Linked DNA regions of Homo sapiens: region 1 is linked to region 2. A link is an interaction called in ENCODE POLR2A ChIA-PET data of the cell type or tissue named here. Cell type or tissue: GM12878. All regions are shown on one strand. Links, peaks and the distances in the headings refer to the core of each region. The heading gives the core; the rest is flanking DNA. Region 1 overlaps DLL4 (delta like canonical Notch ligand 4). Region 2 holds the start of LOC124903475 (a long non-coding RNA gene).

Region 1 (5,360 bases), core at 123-5,122, 68 kb after region 2:
CCGACATGGTTCTGCCTAGGCTCCTCTTAGGCCAGGCGGGAAGCAGTTAAGCAGCTGAGGTTTTGTTACTGACAGGAAGATCCTCCAGTAGGATTTCTGTCAGGGGTCCTTTGTCCTTCCCTCCCATTCATTCATTTGTTCATTCACACATGTCAAGTGTCCCTAGGGTGTCTCTTGTGACTTCCGTCTTTCCACAGTGTGGCTTGCCTCTAGTGGCAGCACTGGCTTTATGCAGGGCTCAGACCCTTCTGGTGAGGTTGGGAGGCCTGTGACTCTCTTAGGGGCCTTTTCCTAAGTGCCCCCCTGCAGCAGCCCAGCACTGGGCACGTCCAGCCCCTGTGTCTTCCCCAAGAACCACCCTGCAGATGCCCTTTGGCTCTCCAGGGTCCTCCCTCCCCCCAAGCCTCTCCCCGTCCCTCCCTTACACGCCTGTCTTGTGTTCCCTCAGTGAAAAGCCAGAGTGTCGGATATCAGCGATATGCTCCCCCAGGGACTCCATGTACCAGTCTGTGTGTTTGATATCAGAGGAGAGGAATGAATGTGTCATTGCCACGGAGGTGAGTGCTGGGCTCGCCTTTCCTTCTGCCTTTTGTGGGAGGGAAAGTGGCCTGGTCACTCTTGACCCATGGGCCATTCCTGAAGGGTAGGTCAGAACCCTGCCTTGGCAGGCCAAGTTCAGTGGACTCTTGGGTCCCTGCTGGCCTCATTGCCACTAAGGGTGTGAAACAGGAACCATGGCGGCAAGCCTGGTCTGGTCCTTTCCTGCTGTATTGGTGCTGGGTTGGGCAGCCACGGCACTGCTGGCCAGCCTCTGATGGGTGAGGGGGCCCCTCACCCCTTGTGCCCTTCCTGCCCCTTCCCACTGGCTTCCTCCATTGACCTCATGAGCGCAAGCTCCCAGGCCCGTGTGTGTGTTGGGCCGAAGACTGGGGAGGACTGCCCCACCTGCCCTTAGCCCCTGCCTGCCCCATCGCCTTCTCCCAGGGAGGCCCAGGGAGGGCCTGGAGGGAGTGCGCATGCCCAGGGTAACCTGTTTCCCTGCCTTCCGCTTGCTCCCAGGTATAAGGCAGGAGCCTACCTGGACATCCCTGCTCAGCCCCGCGGCTGGACCTTCCTTCTGCATTGTTTACATTGCATCCTGGATGGGACGTTTTTCATATGCAACGTGCTGCTCTCAGGAGGAGGAGGGAATGGCAGGAACCGGACAGACTGTGAACTTGCCAAGAGATGCAATACCCTTCCACACCTTTGGGTGTCTGTCTGGCATCAGATTGGCAGCTGCACCAACCAGAGGAACAGAAGAGAAGAGAGATGCCACTGGGCACTGCCCTGCCAGTAGTGGCCTTCAGGGGGCTCCTTCCGGGGCTCCGGCCTGTTTTCCAGAGAGAGTGGCAGTAGCCCCATGGGGCCCGGAGCTGCTGTGGCCTCCACTGGCATCCGTGTTTCCAAAAGTGCCTTTGGCCCAGGCTCCACGGCGACAGTTGGGCCCAAATCAGAAAGGAGAGAGGGGGCCAATGAGGGCAGGGCCTCCTGTGGGCTGGAAAACCACTGGGTGCGTCTCTTGCTGGGGTTTGCCCTGGAGGTGAGGTGAGTGCTCGAGGGAGGGGAGTGCTTTCTGCCCCATGCCTCCAACTACTGTATGCAGGCCTGGCTCTCTGGTCTAGGCCCTTTGGGCAAGAATGTCCGTCTACCCGGCTTCCACCACCCTCTGGCCCTGGGCTTCTGTAAGCAGACAGGCAGAGGGCCTGCCCCTCCCACCAGCCAAGGGTGCCAGGCCTAACTGGGGCACTCAGGGCAGTGTGTTGGAAATTCCACTGAGGGGGAAATCAGGTGCTGCGGCCGCCTGGGCCCTTTCCTCCCTCAAGCCCATCTCCACAACCTCGAGCCTGGGCTCTGGTCCACTACTGCCCCAGACCACCCTCAAAGCTGGTCTTCAGAAATCAATAATATGAGTTTTTATTTTGTTTTTTTTTTTTTTTTTGTAGTTTATTTTGGAGTCTAGTATTTCAATAATTTAAGAATCAGAAGCACTGACCTTTCTACATTTTATAACATTATTTTGTATATAATGTGTATTTATAATATGAAACAGATGTGTACAGGAGTTTATTACTTATTGGGTCCTGTCTTTGTGATGGTACCCCTGCCCTCTCACCCAAAAAACTCTAAACTCCCTTCTACTGCTGCCATGTGCCCCGCCGGAACCCCTGGGACCCGTGCAGACACTTGGATTTGGCATGTCGTACCCCAGGCCCTTGTCTTCTTCCATTCGTTGAGGAGCCGAGCCTCACCCATCTAGTCCCCAGCCTCAGCCAGCCTTCCTTGCCTGCTGACTTTGAGTTGGTACAGTGCCCCCTTCCCTCTTTATGCCCTCACCATTCCTGGGGCATGTTCCTCCTGACCTGAATCACTTCTTCCTTCCTCTCTTCAAGCCTGAAAAAGCTTATGGGGCTCCCTAGTTCTGCCTGTTTTTCTCATATTCAAAAGGATTCTCTTGGCCGGGAGCGGTGGCTCACGCCTATAATCCCAGCACTTTGGGAGGTCAAGGCGGGCAGATCACGAGGTCAAGAGATCGAGACCATCCTGGCTAATAGGGTGAAACCCCGTCTCTACTAAAAATACAAAAAATTAGCCCAGTGTGGTGGCGGGTGCCTGTAGTCCCAGCTACTCGGGAGGCTGAGGCAGGAGAATGGCATGAACCCAGGAGGTGGAGCTTGCAGTGAGCCAAGATAGCGCAACTGCACTCCAGCCTGGGCGACAGAGCGAGACTCCATCTCAAAAAAAAAAAAAAAAAAAAAAGCATTCTCTCGTCGGTGGATGGGATAGGGCCTCTGCACCCTGGTGACATCTGAGTCCTTCCTCCTGCTGTTGCAGGGTGCCTGGCTCTTTTCTTAGCCCCAGCAGGGTACAGGTCTCAGGAGACAGGGCAGGAGGGAGGTTTGCCTTGTTTTTCCTCTTTGTAGCAGACAAGAGCGCTGAGAGTCTGAGCACCTTGTCTGCCCAGGGCTGCTAGAATTTATTGAAGACTGCAAAGACAGGGAGAAAGGGGAGGAGGAGGTAGCCTTCCCTGAGTCCAGGTTTCTCTTGCTGAGGCACTAATGAGGGGGTTTCCAGTCTCACTAGGAGTTTCATGCCTAGCTTCCTCTAAGGCACAGGATAGTCCCTAGGGTGCCACAGCCCTCTCTATAGCCGAAAATATGCTCCTCCATGGAGAGCAAATTATGAAAAAATGAGCCACTGACAAAAAGCTGAGCAGATGCTCCCAGCTCTCAGCCTGTCCACAGTAAAGCAAAATAGACCCATTAGATGCCCTGCTCCTAATGGAGTCCAAGGGTTTGGAGTGCTACTTGCCCTCCCTTTTTTCCTCTCTCCTTGACACAGACACACCATGCCCACCCCAGACCTGGGTGCTTATGCCAGAGACACAGGAGCACGCACACGCTCCACGCCTCACTCATCGCTCCCTGTTCCCTTCACTGTACACACAGGGTATCAAACAGGAAAGCATTCAGGGAACCGTTCCCACAGCCTGAGCCGGCAGCAGGGGGAAGAACAACACGACCTCACTCTTCCTGCCCAAAATGAAACAGGAAAGCAGCTCCCAGGCCCTAGGGGTGTACGGGAGGGGGGAACTGGGCTGGGACACGAAGGCAAGATGACGAGGCTCCCATGTGGGGGACAGGTAGGACACCCGCAGCCCTGCACGTCCACAACACCAGGCTGTGACGGGCTGCACAGGCTGCCAGACTCGCAGAGAAGAGCCCCGGAGAGGAGTTGGCTGGCAAAGCTCACAGCTGCTCTGATGCACTAGATGGGGAGCTGGAGAGCCCACCAAAAAAGCTGGCTTTCTGGGGAAAGTGGGGACCCGTGGGGAACTTGGTCTGGGCAGCTCCGACCTGCAGCTCATGCCAGGCTCCACCTTTAACAACATCCCACAAGCTGGGCAGGCACTTGGGGTGTAAACAGGCCACAGCGGAGGAAGCCCCTTCTCCCCAGGATTTCCTGAGAGTCCAGCCCCTTCTGATAGGTAAGGCACCCAAGACCCTCATGATCACTTGAGTGTCCTGGGGTACAGGAGATTTCCTAGGCTTGGCAGAAAGGAGGCCAGATAATGGTTCTAGACTCACTGTGAGGTGCCTTCCACAGGTTAGCAAATGCCCACCTTTAATTTGCATGGGTATTTCACCAGGGAATTCGGAGTTTAGTAGTTCCTTAACAGCCTGGAGCCAGTGCCCTGCCTGGAGAATCAATTTGACCCCACGGTGACCTGAGGACAGCTGCTTTTCCAGGGCCCCTCGGCTGGTAGAGTCAGGGAGGGGTTGTGCAGAAGGAGAAATGACTTTATCCTGCTTGCTCAGCCAGGGTTCCTCTCCTGCCTCAGGGCCAGGGTCAGCCTGGTCAGGGGGTAGGGAAAAAAGGACAGTGGCTCCCACCTCCCCCATCCCAGGCTAGAAAAGGCCACCAGACTAAACCACGGTGGTGTGGATGCTCCATCTCTTGACTGGGACCCACAGAGCTCTCCGTAGCTTCCCTCGCCGCAGCTCTCCCAGCCTCTCCCTCTGGATCCACAGGATCAGCGGCCCCAGCCCTCCGCCCCACGTGGCTTGCTGCATTCCGGGAAGGGGGTGGAAATGATTCACTGGGGGAACTGTGACTGTCCCTTCCTCGGGCGGGGATGCGCCTGCGAGGTCCCAGCGGCCTTCCCTGGGCGGCTGCGCCCTCCCTCGCGCCCAGGGCGCCCCGAGGCCTGCGCGGCGGCGGAAGGGGCAGGTGCGCCTGCCCGCCCGGGTCAGCCCTCCACCTGCCGCCGCCGTGCCCCGCAGCTCCCGCGGCTCCCCGCCCCCCGCGCTCTTTGTTACAGCCCGACTTCCTGTTTGCGGCAGCCGACCCGGCTCACTTCCCGGGCCGGGAAGCCGCCGAAGGCCGCGAGCTTCTCGGAGGCTCCCCCGCCCGCTCGGCTCCGCCTCCTGCCTCCCCAATCTCGCTCCGGCCGCGGCCGCGGGAAGCGGAGCCGCGGGCGGGCAGGCGGGCTGGACCGCGCGGGCCCCGCTGCCCGGCACTAGAGGGCGCTGCGCGGCCGTCGGGGCTGCGCGCGGGAGGGGCCGCCGACCCCGGGAGGCTCTCTGGGGCCGCCCTTTCTCCGTTCGGGGCCGATGGGACGAAGGCGGCAGGGGGCGGCCAGACGCCCGAGCTCCCTCCGGGCTCCGAGCCCCTAAGCCGAGCGGGCAAAATGGGGAGAACCCAGTGCGGGGCTTTCCCCCAAATATCCTCCCAGTGTCCTGGGGAACAGGCCCTTTCCCCTGCCCCCGCCGTCGCAGCAGCCAGTCCCCCTCGCCACCCAACAGGCCTCCGGCCATCCT
Region 2 (5,360 bases), core at 72-5,071:
TGCCTGTAATCCAAGGTACTTGGGAGGCTGAGGCAGGAGAATTGCTTGAACCCAGGAGGCGGAGGCTGCAGTGAGCCAAGATTGTGCCACTGTACTCCAGCCTGGGTGACAGAGTGAGACTCCATCTCCAAAAAAAAAAGAGAGCTGGGTGCAGTGGCTCATGCCTGTAATCCCAGCACTTAGGGAGGCTGAGGTGGGCAGATCACGAGATCGGGAGATCAAGACCATCCTGGCTAACATGGTGAAACCCCGTCTCTACTAAAAATACAAAAAATTAGCCAGGCGTGGTGGTGGGCACCTGTAGTCCCAGCTACTCGGGAGGCTGAGGCAGGAGAATGGCGTGAACCCGGGAGGTGGAGCTTGCAGTGAGCCGAGATGGCGCCACTGCACTCCAGCCTGGGCCACAGAGCGAGACTCCGTCTCAAAAAAAAAAAAAAAAAAAAACAGAAAGAAAGAAAAAATTGAAAAAAATCAACTAAGGGTTACACAGACATTAAAAGCAATTTATATTGATAAGGACATATGTAAGAATGTATATGTAAGAAACATATAATTTTATCCAATTCATATAATAAATATTCCTTTAAATATAATTTAAAAGAGCAGAGAAAAGGGAAAAGAGGCCAAGGAAACAGACAGAGAGATAAAAACAAAAAAACTACCCCAGAAAAGTAGGTACCATATTCTAGAGAAAGAGACAGAACCAAAGAGAACCAGTGGATTCGGAAGCAGAAGCGAATCCCTCTTGTCCTGCACAGGCTTGGGGCCAGAGCCTTAGAGGTCCTTTCCAGCAAGCTGTTGACATTAGGCCTCAGTCTTCAAGCTCCAAATCTGGAGCTAAACTTAATCCTCCCAGCCTCTCCAGGGCTCACTGGCTGGCTTTTTATTCCTAAGCATTTCAGGGTCAGCAGCAAACATTGCCTGAGCCCCAGACCTTGTGGGAGCAAAAGGAACTTAAACGTGGCTCTCTCTCTCTCTTCATTTAGCTGGGAAGATGCAGGCTGAGTCAGTCGCAGAACGCCCAGTGTCCTCAGTGTGCCAAGGGAGCAGTGAAGACACTGATACAGGTAAGCATCTGTTCTGGAGGAGGGAGGTATTGAAAGCTGGTTATCATGAGGAGAAATGGGGCATCTGGGAGGTGACAGGGAGCTCTTTCCAAACTAGGGGATCTGGCACAAGCCAAGACTGGGAGTCAGGAAGTCGGAAATAGCTGGGGATCACCAGAGCGAGCTGGCCTGGTCCAGGGTGCTGTCAGATTTGAGAGGGCCTTGAATGCTGAAATGAGGAGCTGGAAGTTCATCATCAACAGTGAGAGCCAGTAACAGTCTTGAGCCTTGAGTTGGGGGATGCCAGAGTGAACACAGCAGCACGGGACAGATTGGAGTGGGGAGCTGCAGTGGCAGGGACCTTGGGGTGTGGGTGACAGAGGTCCTGACCAGACTTGGAGACCCAGCAAGAGAGGAGGCATGGTGACCGAGGTTTCAATTTGGGTGACATGGATATACTAGTACCACAAGAGAGAATTAGGGAAGAAGTTGGAGGTGGGGGCGGGTACAAGGATAACCCCCTTGTGGGGGATGATCCCCACCCCAAGGCACGTCCAAGGCCCCTCAGAACAAGTTTAAGAACCTCAAACCCAGTCTGAGTCCTGAGTCCTTCATTTTTCAAATGAAGACTGAGGCATAGAGAAGGGAAATTATTTGCCTAAGGTCATGGTTGGTGTCAGAGTCTGAACTTGAACCCAGGTTTCTGCCCCAGAGGGGAGTGTGTCAGGCTGGGTTGAGGTAACAACAGGCCATGCTGCTGGGGTGTGAGACCCTCAGCACCTCCACCTGAAGGGTAAAGGGAACAGAAGGAGCTCCAGTTGGCTGGAGCTCTGGGGACAGGCCCTGGTGGGGCAGGAAGTGGACAGTCTTGGCTAAAACTAAACTTGGGGATTATCTGAAGTTTCACTTGGCTGGGATTTCTGTCCCTCAGCCATGCTCTTTCACACACACAGACACAGACAGAGACAGACAGACAGACAGACATACACACACACACACACACAGACACACACACACAGCTGTAGCTTCCTGCAGAGGGAGATGGGCTCAGAGGTGGGCTGGGCCAGGGCATGAGTGCTCATCTGACCCAGCAGCTGCCTAGCAGGTGTGCCAGGTGTGCCTCAGAAATTCCTCTCCCAGCTGAGCCCAGTGGCTCACACCTGTAATCCCAGAACTTTGGGAGGCTGAGGCAGGCAGATCACAAGGTCAGGAGTTCGAGACCAGCCTGACCAACATGGTGAAACCCCATCTCTACTAAAAATACAAAAATGAGCCAGGCATGGTGGCGCACACCTGTAATCCCAGCTACTCAGGAGGCTGAAGGAGGAGACTCGCTTGAACCCAAGAGGCAGAGGTTGCACTGAGCCAAGATCACGCCACTGCACTCCAGCCTGGGTGAAAGAGCGAGACTCTACCTCAAAAGAAAAAGAAAGAAAGAAATTCCTCTCCCAGAGTAACACATACCCCTGTATCCAACTCTAGAGTTTGCAAAGTGCTCTTACAGTCACTGGGTGATACATATCATTTAAGCTATTACCTTTTCTGTCTGGTCCTCAGTCTCCTTATGGTAAAGTAAGTTTTGTTTTGTTTCATTTTCTCCCTGGGTGTCCTTCAAAGTCCCTTCAAGCTCCAACATGAGGGAATGTTCTCCAGATCCCTGCTCCTCTCCAAGTCCTCTCCCAATGAACTCGCTCTTGCACAGGATACTTGGGGATAAACCTCTATTTAAATTGTTCACAAGCAGCACCCTGACCTTCACTAGCTCCTTAGGTGCCAAGGCTGAAGACTGGGTCCAACCCAAGTCTAAGAACTTTGGCCAGTGATTGAGGTTTAGGCTGTATGGGTTCCCTTTATGTTCAGGCTGTGAATAGAGGTCGGAGGGGGGGATGGTCCCCTAACCTGAGCCCCAGGGCCCTGTGAACTGCCAGAAGGAACAGAGCAGAAAAGTTAGAAGGCTGGGGACTGACCTTGAGCTCCAGTGCTGAGCATGGTGCTCTAGAAAGGAGGGGTGGAGGGGAGGGGCTCCACCCACCAGGTGAGGTCATGGGAAACCAGCTCTGGCGCTGACACCTGGGGAAACCCGTTTCCAGGCCGCTTCCCACGCTAGCTCTCCTGGGAACCAGCTGAGCCCCAAGCGGGGAGCTCCACACCTACCCCCACAGTCCAGTTCCCATTACACTGCCCCCACCCCCAGTCCAGCCCCCACCTTTCAATCTAGCCTCAGTCCTTTGGTCCCCAATCTGTCTCTAGCCAGGCAGTTAGGCCTTGAGGAGGGTTCTGAGGGAGGAGTGGGCTCCAGGAAATGACAGAGACAACGCACGCCTTCACAGACTTAAGGTTTTATTTGCAGACTCTGCACTGCTCTAGCTTCTAGGCTGTGTGACCTTGAGGAAAGGGATGATCCCCAACCCGGTCCTCCTTCAGGTTCTAATTTGCAGCTCCTCCCCCTCCTTTTGCTGGGCCTTGACTCTCACTTCCTGCCCCACTCCTGGCTCAGCCAGTTTGGGCAGTGCCTAGGGAGCCCAGAGACCCAGTTCTTCCCAGGGGCCAGCCCCGCCCTCCCTGGCCTTGGGGATTGAGGGCAGCCCAGGTGTCAGCCTGCTCCTCATCCACCCCACTTCCCTCTCTCCTCCTCCTCGTCATCTTCTTTCCAGGCCTTATCCACCATCAGTCCCAGGCTCCAAGACCTCTTTTCCTGCTCGCTCTCTCAATCTCTCGCCCACTCCATCCCAAACTTCTCTCCAAATCGGGGTTGAGCCCCTTCCAGCCCTCCATAATGCCAAGCGTTCCCCAAGCTCTTTCTCACCCCTGTGCCAAGGAAGGGTCCTAATTCAGCCAGGCTGACCTGAGGGCCCAGGACAAGAAACTGGGTTCCCAAACTGCTCGGAGGTGACTGACCCTGTTAGGACCATCCCATGAAAATCAAAGTGCCAGGTTTTTTTCTGTGAGCTTTGACTGGAGAAATCCAAATCAGAGCCTTCCCTCCTAGGCTCACCCAGGCATATCAGAGTGGGCAGTTAGAGGCCCATGTCCCCCGAGTGTTCAGAAGGGAACTGAGTCCTATGAGGTGGCCAGGCCCTGCCAGTAGCTGCCGCAAAGGCCCGGGTGCCCCAGGTCTCAGAAGTCTTTGGCCTCCTGCCTACTACTTGCTATGCAGCCATAGCTGCTCAAACGAAGCAGAAGAACTTCTTCCAGCGGCAGCGGGAGAGGGTGCGCACACCTTTGGCATTCAGTTTCTTCTCCAGCCGGGCTTTGTGCTCAATGGCACTGAGAATAGCCGAGTCAAATACTTCCTTCAAGTTCTTCTGCGTCAAGGCTGAGCACTCAAGGTAGCAGCAGGCTCGGATCTTCTCGGCCAGACCCTGAGCCTGGGGTTGGGGCACGGGGCCCTCCCGGCCCCCCTGGTCCAGCTGAATTAGTACGTTGACATCGTCCCTCAGGTCGGCCTGGGTGCCCACCAGCAGCACAGGCGCCTGGGGGTTGTGCGTGCGGATCTCGGGCAGCCATTTCTCTGTGATGTTTTGAAAGGAGCTGGGCTGCACCACGCTGAAGCACGCCAGGAAGACATCGGTATCCGGGTAGCAAAGGGAACGAAGTCGGTCAAAATCCTCCTGGGGTGGGAAGGCCAGGTGGTAAGGATTAGCCCCCCGACACATGGAATCCATTTCTCACCCGGGGCTGGAAACCTGAGACTCCAAGAGCCCAAGGCTTTCTCCATTTGCTCCATATGGGGTCCTCCCAGCCTCCAGCCCATCTCCCCGCAGACCAGTAGAGGCCGCGCCCAGCTTCTCACCTGTCCCGCTGTGTCCCAGAGCTCAATGCGCACCGGAGCTCCATCCACCAGGACTTGCACTGCAGGGGCGGGGCGGGGAGAGCCTGAGTTAGGAAGAGCGTCCTGGGCCGCACCAGCGCCACCTCGGGGCCTGCTCCAGTCTCCTCCCCGGGGTCCTCTGCGCCCTCCCGCCGAGACGCCCGCCCCAGCTCCCCGGTGCACAGCCCCGCCGCAGCCACGCGGCCGCACGGGCGATTGAACGTACGTACCAGAGAAGGTGTCCAGCGCAGTGGGCCGGTAGCGCGCGGGGTACCCATTGCAGGTGTAGCTGACGATGAGGCTGCTCTTGCCCACGGCGCCGTCGCCCACCAGCACGCACTTGATGCCCAGCTCTGGGGGCGCGCTACGCCGCCGCGGGGGAGGGGTCGGGGCCCGGAGCGGGGGCGGCTCGGCCTCGCTCAGCTCCCGCGGCGGCATGGCCCGCTCCGGGGGCAGCAGAGGGGCCAGCCCGGGTCTCGGCTTCGCTGCGCTCGGTGAAGCAG

What was found. ChIA-PET counts read pairs that join two places held together with the same protein. Peaks named below come from ENCODE experiments on the same cell type or tissue, not always from the same donor. Only the 100,000 strongest peaks of a DNase experiment are listed, where the experiment ranks them.
Region 1: POLR2A ChIA-PET joins it to region 2 with 10 read pairs; 10 of 35 experiments call an interaction of 5 or more read pairs at or near these places.

Annotation. Positions count from the first base shown.
Region 1 is chr15:40,936,970-40,942,329 of GRCh38, forward strand. It overlaps DLL4 (delta like canonical Notch ligand 4), which reads left to right. Exons shown (of 11, transcript NM_019074.4): 10 at 449-557; 11 at 1,060-2,104. The coding sequence ends at 1,065. Among named protein-coding and RNA genes, the nearest start is that of DLL4, 10 kb to the left of the region's middle. RefSeq lists enhancers at 1,232-2,048, 3,331-3,390 and a silencer at 4,681-5,260. In GM12878, for the core only: CTCF peaks have their summits at 214 (motif pointing left), 1,256 and 5,063 (motif pointing right); DNase peaks (open chromatin) are centred at 3,102, 3,432 and 4,956; H3K4me3 peaks cover 1,615 bases; H3K27ac peaks cover 2,259 bases.
Region 2 is chr15:40,868,845-40,874,204 of GRCh38, forward strand. RHOV (ras homolog family member V) reads right to left here. Exons shown (of 3, transcript NM_133639.4): 1 at 5,088-5,360; 2 at 4,840-4,898; 3 at 3,370-4,657. The coding sequence starts at 5,295. The coding sequence ends at 4,214. LOC124903475 (a long non-coding RNA gene) reads left to right here and starts at 4,898. Exons shown (of 2, transcript XR_007064600.1): 1 at 4,898-5,079. RefSeq lists an enhancer at 2,997-3,286 and a silencer at 4,925-5,360. In GM12878, for the core only: a CTCF peak has its summit at 4,953 (motif pointing left); a DNase peak (open chromatin) is centred at 3,180; H3K4me3 peaks cover 2,458 bases; H3K27ac peaks cover 3,392 bases.